Linked DNA regions of Homo sapiens: region 1 is linked to region 2. A link is an interaction called in ENCODE POLR2A ChIA-PET data of the cell type or tissue named here. Cell type or tissue: MCF 10A. All regions are shown on one strand. Each heading gives the region's core, and the rest is flanking DNA. Links, peaks and the distances in the headings are about the cores only.

Region 1 (5,388 bases), core at 160-5,159, 370 kb before region 2:
TTTACCCTCTTGGCTATGTTGCCATCTCACTACTTTTGAAAGTTAAATTCCACTTAGGAAAAAAAAAAACTACAACTTATTAATTGTCAAGTCTCTGCAGGCATCTGACACTCAATTTTGGATGTGATGGTGACAACTACTCTGAGAGGACAACAAGTATTATTGTTACTTTCATTTTACCAATTAGGTTACTGAGACCTAAAGTCTCACAGCTGTTGAGTGATGGAGCTGAATTTTAAAGTCACCTCTGAAAAGGTGAAATACATCTACAGATACATAAATGCATTTATCTGAGTGATAACAATTTTCCTCAGATATTCCAAGAATATTATGACTTATTGGCTGAAGAATTCTCACCGGAATCTTCTGTTCTTATTATCCTGGTCTCCTCTGAGGTGTCACCTTCCTGGGCAAGTCTTCCTTGACACTTCCCTCTAAAACAATCAAGCAAACAGGTTGGACAAGGTGCCTCCTCTCTGTACTCTATGCCACTGTTTCCAAGTGATTTCCATGCCTTATGGTCTGTTCATACTTATTCTTCCTCTACCAAACAAACTGTGAACAACTCAAGCACAGGTACTATATTCTCTCCATCTGCATATCACTGGCATCAACCACAGGGCCTGGTTTATGGGAAGAACTCAGCAGTGTCAGATGGATGGATGGTTGGGTGGATGGATGGGTTGGTGGGTGGATGGTTGGATGGATGGATGATGGCTGATGAATGATAGCTGAATAGATGATGGGTGATAGATGAGAGATGGTGGCAGAGTTTTTCCAAGGTCAATAGATCCAGGCTTCTTTCATGGTTTGAAGCTCATGATACATTAAGAAAACAAGTGATGCCAAAATAGAGTCACAACACTTGTATTATGTTTAAAATATTAACATAGTAACAATTTTAACATGCACTTAAAATATCACTGTAGTTCATAACATCATTTGGATTAAATGTATTATTATCTATAAAGGGCTCAGAATAGGGTCTCATACCTAGCAAGTACCATGTGGCTGTTCTTGCTGTTGTTGTCATTATTGTCAGGTAATGACTAGTCAAATATTTAATTTTGAGGTCCTCTGTGAATATGCGGGTAAGACCTAGATTCCTCCTTCTTTCGCCTTCCTCACTACATTTAATCAGCCCTGGTTGGCTAAATAGAAGGATGACTCTTTTCTTTGAGGAGTAGTCCCCATTTAATCCCTTTGCCTCATTCCTGAAAGCCCTTATTGTAGATGTATGTTGGAAGAAGTTGGTTTAGCTGATAAAGTATATATTACATTTGGTGAAAACAACAAATCAGCTTAGTAACAGCTGCGTAATAGTAGAAAGAACACTGGTCTTTCAGTCCCAATATCTATCCCTGACTCTGTTCCTAAGACACTATGAAACTTTGAGCCAACTCTTTCTCCCCTCTGGGCCTCAGTCTTCTTATCTGTAAGACAGGGAAGAGAATCAGACCAGATTACCCCTGTGGCTCACTTGAGTTTTGGAAATGCTATGAATCTCTGAATCTACTGGTAAGGCAGAGTGATCAGAACAAGAAGACCAGTAACAGTCCTAGATTCCTAGGCAAGTAGGATGGAGAAGGTCATCAGGCAATTACAAGTGACCTCAAGCAGTGAGGAGGTGCACAAAGATAGCATGGTTTACCTCTGTTTACAGGCTTTCCGGCTAAGGGTGTTCTAATGAGTGAACAGATGCTTTTAGAAAAAGGCCTTGGCTTTTCTTGTCACCTTGGGGTGTGTATGCTTGTGGGAAGGGGGGTAGAGCAGAAAAGGAACTACCACTTTTGAGTGTCTACCATGAACTAGGTAGGATGCTAAGTATTTACAAACACAATATTATTATCTGCATTTTACAGACAAGAAATCTGAAGCTGAATGAGATGGAATGACCCCAACAGGCTGATAGACAACTTTTCAGTTTCTCATTTCTACTCTCTGACTTCCCTAGTAATACGAGAAGCCAGACTCTGCCTGGTGGTACTCTGTGGAACATTTTATCCTTTGTAATAGCAAATATTTATGAAGGAGTTTGGAACAGCAGAACAAAACACACAAAAACAAACAAACTATGCACACTTGCTTAGTTCATGACACATGCATTTTGCTGCTCCCCAGCACATGACCAGCTTCAGGCCCTGCTTTTTTATTATTATTTTTTGAGACGAGGTTTTACCCTGTCAACCAGGCTGGAGTGCAGTGGCATGATCACAGCTCACTGTGGCCTCGAATTCCTGGGCTCAAGCAATCCTCCCATCTCAGCCTCCCAAGTAGCTGGGACTACAGGCATGCACCATCATGCCTGGCTAATTTTTAAGAAAAAATTTTGTGGACACAGGGTCTTACTAAGTTTTTCAAATTCCTGCCCACAAGTGATGCTTCTGTTTTGGGTATCCCAGCAGAGGAGCATTTTTCTCTTAGTTCTGTGAAGAATTTTGTCACTGTCCCAAACACAAAGCAATAATCCCTGAAGGACATGCGGATCGTCTCAAGGAGGTCTCCACCAATATTCCTCTCCCATCCACATCCAAGGCTGTTTCCTCATCTCCTGCCTTGACTCATTCCCCTCAAAATTTTCCATGTGTGTTATTTTCCCCAGTCTTGTCCTCTGGTGAGTGCTGGTGAGCGCACTTTGGTTATTTCTGCCTACCCAGCATTAACCTCCCCATCTTCTGATGACATTAACTTTTCATTGAGGAGTCATTTGGCCTCTCTTCTCACTCCAACTAGTTTGGGTGGGATTCATGCCCATCCATCCCTCAGGCATAGGCATGTGGGCCTGGCCTGGCCTATTGATAAATTCCAGCCACTTCTCCACATTGATGGTTTAGGATTAAACATGGAACTCAATCCAGCTCAATGGAACTCAATTCTAGAGTTTTGGTTGGAATTATTGGAAAATAGATCTCTTTTTAGTAGATTTATATCTCTGAGGTTATCAGAAAGGGGCCAGTCTGACAGGGAAAGCCTGCTGAAATTGGGCTTCTGTTATTCGCAATCAACAGAGAGAAGTCCCTCTCTGCTATTCTCCCTCACCTTTCCAACCACAAATACATTGGCCCTTTGATAAGTTGCCCTGATGACATGCAGACCTCAGCCTGAGAAACCTAAGCAGCTCCAAAGCTGGTTTCCTCCTAAGGCCCATGCCGTACACCTCTGTCTCTGCCTTTATGGATTCTCCCACCAAGAGAGCTGTTTTCGTCTTTTACCTTACCCCCTAACCTGTACTCCCCACCTCCAGCATTGCCAATTTTATTGCTGATCCAAGCTTCTAGTAACAAACGTCTGCTGCTTCCCTTGCAGATTTCATATTCCCAGATGGCAATTTCTGTGTCTATTGAAGGCATTTGATTAAATTTATTTAAATGAAGGATCATATGGCTTGTAGAAGGCTAGGCCCCATCATTTACTATACCTGGCACTTTGAAATGCTTAGATATATAACAAATGATAACAAATAAAAGTAGTTCCTCTAAGACGACTTGTTTTGTATGGCATGTTTTGTATTTCTGGAAAGGGCATCCAGACAGCTTTAGATTGGAACTTTAGGTGATGTCTAGAGAGATTTAGAAGGTGCTGCTGTTTCTTTTGTTTACTTAAAATAAGTGATATCACTTTATATCTTCCACTAAGTGCTCGCTGTGTCCCTTCTCTGTGCCAAGCCATGTGCTAAATGCTAGGGGTACTGAGAGGTAGAAAAAGAGAGAGAGATGAACAAAGAAGGTACATACAGTCCCCAAAGCACACACATTGAGTATTTGTTAAATGACTTGGACAGGTTACTTAACTTCTCTGGCCTCAGTCTCCACATCTGTCAGCTGTTTCATTTCCTGTCTTTGTCATAGTAGTGTCGTGGAGAACAAATGGGCTCATGACTGGGAAAATACGTCAAGTTTCTCCAGGTGGGAGGTGGGAATGGGAGTAGCCTGGTAGTCGGTCTTAGAATTTCCAGACTGATCCAGAGTCTCCTTGTTTTTGACTCTACCTGTTTCATGCTGCCCAAGGGCTGAACCTATCCATACAAGGTCCCAGATAAGGAACTCCTGGAGAACAGAGATCACAGGGAGCACAGACCCAGCATGATCACCTTAGATATACTCACAGGGGCAGGAATGAGGAGTGGGGCACCATGACACCCCAGGTTGCTCAGTGATTTAGCCTACAGATTGCTCTAAATGAGAGGATGTTAGACAAACTTAGCCTTCAGCCTGGTGAAGCCACTACATCCTTACTGTACTGCTCAGCAAAATTGGACATGGAATTCCAAAATTTATCTCATGACCTTCACTCACTCCTAAATGTGTTTGCTGCAATCCCTACTGCTACCATTTTTTGGCTGCTCCAGCCAAAACCTAGGAGTCATCCCTGACTCCTCCCACTCCACCCCTGCTTCCAAATAGGCACCTAATTCTGTTTATTATAGTTCCTAAATTTTTATCAAAAGTGTCCACTTCCCTCCATCTTCATTCCATCCCCCTATTCCAGGCCACTGTAGTCTCTCACCTGGCTCTGTAACTCTCAGTCATTTGGTCCCCTGCTTCTTTTCCTATCTCCACCATTCAAGTTCCCACAATGTTGTCAGTAGGATATTTTAAAAATGCAAATCTGAGCATATCAACACTTTGCTTAGAACAATTTAATGGCTTCCCACTGCCTTCAGAACAAAGTGTCTACTCCTTACCATGGCGCATAAGGCCCTGTATAATCTATTCCTTCTCTGCCTTTCTAACTTCATCTCATGCCATGCTTGCCCTAGTTCTCTGTGCTCCAACTACATTAACCTTCTCTCGAGGTTTTCCCCAATTCAGAGTCTTCCTTTTACTTGAGAGGATTTCCTTTCAATCCCCACCACTTCACCACAAATTTCCTTTAGTTTCTGTTTTCAATGGATATATTACTTCCTCTTAGAAGCCTTCTCTCTATGAATGCTCAGACTGATGAATGCTCAGACTGGGAAGATCTCTCTCTCTCTCTCTCTCTCTCTCTCTCTCTCTCTCACACACACACACACACACACACACACACACACCCTCAGTATCCCATATATCTCCTTCTTAGCATTTCTCAAAGTGGAGTGAGATGAACGTGCAATTAGTTGTGTATATACTGCCCCCATCTTTCCCACCTTGAGCTTTCTGAGGGTATTGACCATGGTGTTGCCCACTCCTGGGTCTGGAAGAACTAGTCAGGGCCTAGCATGAGCTTGGCCCTAAGCAGGAGCACTCTGACTCATCTAAGTGCTATTAGTTTACTAAACCAAGTGACTTCAACCCCTCTGTTTGCCATAGCCGTGAACCTGAGAAAAAGTTTCAATAAGTCCATTGGGAGCTACCTTTTCTGCCTCAAATCTTATGCTGTATATCTATCCTACTTCAGGCCACCATC
Region 2 (5,388 bases), core at 152-5,151:
AGGAAGCTTTGTATAAATCTAATGTCTACCTAATCACTGGAATTTTTTGTCCACCTCCAAGACTGGATAAATCTATTTTTGGGTAGGGCAGCAGGAGTCACTGAATGAAAGGTGGACAAATGGTTCAGATGAACAGTGGCAAGAGTGGTTGTCAGAGGATAGAGGTCATGTGCAAGAAGGGAATGTACCAGATTGGGTAAAATGGCAGAAAACATTGCATTAAGCCAGGGAAAAAAGAAACCCATTCCCTTTTCCTATCTTAATGGGCTGGATTCTTTGCAGGTCTCCTTTTCCCTTCATAAAGCTGGTACCCCATGGACGCATTGCATCCTCATCACTTTCTTAGGGAATCAGAACAAAGCTACCCACCTATCTTACTGCTGGAGTCCTGTGGGAAGTCATCTTTCATTCTTTCTGCTGTCAACTGCACATACAGCCACCATCCTACTTGAGGGAGCCCTGGGAATAAGTGCATTTGATATAACAGTTTTAATTTTCCATCCAAAATATCTCAAATTAAAGAGATTTTATAAGCCAGCGTAATGTGTTGCCTATACAGTGCCACTTCTGGTTTAAAAAAATCAGTGTTTCTAGCTCTTTTGCCAACATAACATCAAGCTACTGTTGGTTGACTACTCTTTTTTTTTCTGTTTTGCTTGAATTGACTGACATTTGAGGTATTGAGGAGAGACAGCCTGAGACCCAAAGCTGACCCATTAACTCCCAGATGTTCACGATTTCCGAGGAAATGTTCTGTGCCTATGGTTACTGTTCTGATGACTCCTTGAACACTCTCATCTTGGCACCTTTTGCACTTGCTAAATTCAATTTGAAGAAAGAACAAAAGACAGGGAAAATTTTGTGGAAAGCAATTATCCTGCACTTTTATGACCTTCATGTTTTTCCCATCATGATGAATTTTGGGGTTAGCACTTGTATCAGTCAGCATGTAGCTTTCACTAGAATTTTGTTGTGTGTTACAGATAACCAGTCGTATCTAATTAAACAATAATGATGCCAGTACAAGGCATTTTCTGGGAATTAATGACCAGCTGGGAAAAGCTGATGGCTGGAGAGTCAGCCAAAGGCTATTAGCTTCAGTCCACTATTAATCTCCAGAAATGTCAATTTGTGACATCATTGTTGGTACTGAGCAATGAAAATGGAAGACAGTTTACTGTTATCTGTCACGTACTTCTGAATAACAAATTCCTTATGCATTGTCAAAAAGTCATTTTTTCTCTTTTATCCTCCAATTGTCCTTCAGTCTTATAATATGTTTTCTATACAGCAGTGGGTGAAAATGGAATTTCTCAGTTTCCATATAATCATGGGTGCTTCTTTTTTTAAAGAGTTCCAATTTGGGGAGTTTTATTTAAATATTTTGGATGGTAAAACTAGAATTTGTCTTCAGCTGTGATGCTGGAATTTGATGAGTGTCTATATTATCATAACTATCTGCTCATGGCAGGAAATGGTTACAAATGTTTTGAATAGCAGCTGTTGCTAGCAAAGATGTGCATTCAACAACGAGATTCTAAGAAGTTATAGTCGCATTCCTAGTAGATGAAGGGAACTCTCTACGGAAAAAGCTATCGTGGTGTGTCTATGTAATATTTTTGATTGCTGCTGCTGAATGCTAGAGGGAAATAGAGAACTGACTAAAATATCAGCATCACCATCTTGCATAATTTAATGAGTTATAAAGGAAGACAACAATCCCTCATAGAGTCAATCTATTAAGAACTTGTTCTAAACTCATAATACTAATTTAAAAGTTATGTTGGTTTTTATACTATTTTTTCCTTGACATGAAAGGAAATTCTTAAAGCCCCTTAAGATCCCAGCCAATGAGCTAGGAATGTTTTACCCAACACAGAAGCTTCATATCCCATCTAAATTCAGCCACCATTTGTTTATTTATTTATTTTTTTTTTTACAAACACCACGGCATTATTCACCCCACAAGAAATTTGCTAGTAGTATCAGTCCTCCTACATGCGTGTTAAGTGTATGCATTTCGGGTAGTAGAATGAGTCAGCTCGTCATTAATCAAAGCTTTGGAGGCACTGACTCACTTCTGGTGAAATGGAATGGCCTCATTGGGAAGGGTGTGAAAGAAAACAATTCATGCTGGGGTCAGTTCCCTGTTTCTGAAAATGCAGATCAAATTTGCACCTATTTTCATGGAAGGTTTTCAGAATAGAGAATGTAGCAGTGAACCCTATAAAGGCAAATATCTTGCTTTTGCAGGGAATAAAAATAATAGTGATACAAAAACACTAGTGATACACTTAGGAAGCATATAAAGAGCCTAGAAAGAAAAATGTGGACTGAGAGGATCCTGGTGTATACCTAAGGCCAAAATTATTAAACCAGGCCTGGCTCTTTTACAATCCAACAAGGTAGTCCTTTGACCAAGCGTTGTTTCGTAGGCTCTCAGCTGGAATCTCTTGTCTTCATTAAGGGGTTTTGAACATCTGAAGAATGTTTGCAACAGCTTCAGTTCTCTTTGGAAATCAAAAGAGTAAAGAGCAGTGACTGATTCTTCTGTCTGTCTCCGTGTATACTGCTTGGAAGTAAGGCCCTCACCAGGAGCAGACCAAGAAAAGAAACAGAAGCAAATTTACTGATAATTGGTGGATATTAGCCAGTTTAACCTATGAATACTTATATTGTACTCAATCTGAAACCTATAAGTTCTACATGGTGTTTATTTAGATACAACATGAGCATCCATATTAAAATACGTTTTTGCACTTTGGGTATGATTTAACACTGTTTTCATTGTACTAGCAACAGAGGTATATATAGTCGAGTAGCTATTTCCACGGCTTTAGTATTTTAAACTAAGCCCATTAAAATAAAATCGCCAAGCTATTAGATGTTTTTCTTTGAAACTTTTCTTAGGGCTGTTGTTTCTTTAGTCTTCCCTGGGAGTATATTTGATTTAAGACATTCGCTGCTTTTCTGAGGCTCTAACTTGAGTTCATTTTGTTATGTGGTGACCACAGTTCTGGATGACGCCCCCCCTGGCACACAGGAATACATTATGTTACGACAAGATTCCATCCAATCTGCGGAATTAAAGAAAAAAGAGTCCCCCTTTCGTGCTAAGTGTCACGAAATCTTCTGCTGCCCGCTGAAGCAAGTACACCACAAAGAGAACACAGAGCCGGAAGGTTTGTGCACGACAGACGCGTGTTTTGCTTGTTTTCTCTCATTCTTCTTTCTTTCTCTTTCTTTTGGATTGTGCATTGCCCTCTGGTGTGCTGTGTGTTGTTCAGGCCCTGCCATAGCTAGGAGGCCCCCTGGCTGGCTGGTGAAAGTGTTATACAGTCTCAGATGGGACGCTGTATAATATGGTCATCTCTGGCACAGCGCACAGCGTCACCCTGCTTTTCACAGCTGAAACATTTTCAGTTGCTGTCATTTTACTGCCCCATTTGGGCTGGCAAAGTTGCTTGCTTCTGTAGCCAACATCTGGCCAATTCTGTTCCCATCACCTTGCATTCCTGAAGCAGCAGTCAGCTGAGGAATGAAACTTCTAAAATGAAATAATGAGAAGATTGTTTCAAAAATTTTCAACTCTCCTTCACTCCATAAAGCTTTTGCATTGCACTTGAAGAATGCTCATGATCTACTTAGTTTGCTGAAGCAGGCCCAGATTACCTGTATAATGCACGCCCCGTTGCACTTTGCCATGGTAAAATGCATGCCTCAAGGAAACTATGAGTAGTTTGTTTTTTCTTTTCAGCTCAAGTACAGGTTTGGACAACTCTACTTGCTGTTACTTAAACTGAGGTTAATAAGGTACTCATTGCAATCCATATCACAAATATATCTTCAAAGTATTTCATCTGGCCAGAAATGGTATTTATTCATTGTTTCCAACATTTTTGCATCTATCAAAGAGAAATATTTTTCACATTACAAATAAAATGTGGTAAATTTATTGCCATCTGTTTACATTCCAGCTTCCAAAATAACTTCTGAGAATTATAATGTAAATGCTAATACTTGTTAAACAGCCCATTTTCCCCTCACATTAAATATCACTGAGGCAGTTTACCAATGAATAACATTTGGAAGTGACAAAATTCACCTGTTCTTTGGCAGTTGGTGTATACTTTTGCATTAGTGGTTTTTGTATAATTTCTAAAAGCGACCTTGTTTCTATTTCAAGTTGCCCTTTTGCATCATTATGGGAATCCTTATGATAATTGTCTTTCTGATATGGGAGAGACTGGCATGTGGGTTAAAATTCGGTGAGTAAATAAATTTCTCCAAATGCACTCTAGTCCGTAGTTTTGGAAGCAAAACTTCACAACTCAAAGTTTCCCCTTTTCTTCTTTCCAAATAGAGTTTAAGACAATCATTGGCAGAAAATGAGAAGCCTACATGTATCTGTGTTTAATTCAGCCATAGAATAGAGCACTCATATTTATATTCTACCCATACTTTTGGTGTCTAAACTATTCACGTTGAGTGTGACCACCGACTTCCACATATATTCATCTGGAGGTATAAATGGTGAACTTTTACAGTGAGTAAAAGCAATCATTTGGTTGTTTAGTGGAGAAGATAACTAACTTTATTTTGTACTTTAATGAAACAAAAAAATTTTAACCAGTGACAATTACTTTACTATATATACTACATTCCAATATTTTCTGCTTTCTTTACTCTAAAAATTATAAACACACACACACACACACACACACACACACAGTTTTTGTACTTGCAAATCAGCCTAAAAATCAAAATTTGGTTTCGTTAAGAAAAATAAGCCAGTTAAGAAGCAGCTGGTTAAATTCGCTCAAGCAATCAGTTACATAATTAAAATATTTTTAACAATATTTCAGATTTTAAAAAACAGTTAAGACCCCATTCCTTTTATTATTACATATAATTTTGACAGAATCTGTTATTTTCAAGTACCATCTGGAGTGTATTGTAAATACTGTTATGAATATTTTCAGATATAGAGAATTCTTAAGAGAATAGGTAGCAGTTAGACTCTCTTCTGCAAAGTTAGGTAGTTTTTGATCTGTCATTTAATCCACATATTGAGCTGTTGCCATTGTGTTTAATGGGGCTGCCATCCTTTCACTTGTGTACTGTGATGATGGGCATTGTCTTCTTTCAGATTGGAGATTTTCCTCAGTCTTGCCCTCCTTCCAGGTCCTCCTGCCACGATATCAAAGCTAATATTTCTGTCTTTATTCTTATGAATGATTTGTAACTAGTATTAAAGTCAGAGGTTTTCTGGGATGACATTTAAATACTATTTGCAATCTTACTGTACCCCCTCAAACAAGATCCCAGAATCTAATGATGAACTCAGACCTTAAAATGAAAACACTTGATCTCTACACAAGTTAACAG

The links. Peaks named below come from ENCODE experiments on the same cell type or tissue, not always from the same donor. Only the 100,000 strongest peaks of a DNase experiment are listed, where the experiment ranks them.
Region 1: POLR2A ChIA-PET joins it to region 2 with 6 read pairs; 2 of 35 experiments call an interaction of 5 or more read pairs at or near these places.

What each region holds. Positions count from the first base shown.
Region 1 is chrX:139,227,975-139,233,362 of GRCh38, reverse strand. No RefSeq gene overlaps it. Among named protein-coding and RNA genes, the nearest start is that of F9, 300 kb to the left of the region's middle. In MCF 10A, for the core only: no CTCF peak of the experiment used is centred there; no DNase peak of the experiment used is centred there.
Region 2 is chrX:138,855,306-138,860,693 of GRCh38, reverse strand. It overlaps a transcript of FGF13 not described here. Among named protein-coding and RNA genes, the nearest start is that of FGF13-AS1, 150 kb to the right of the region's middle. In MCF 10A, for the core only: no CTCF peak of the experiment used is centred there; a DNase peak (open chromatin) is centred at 2,043.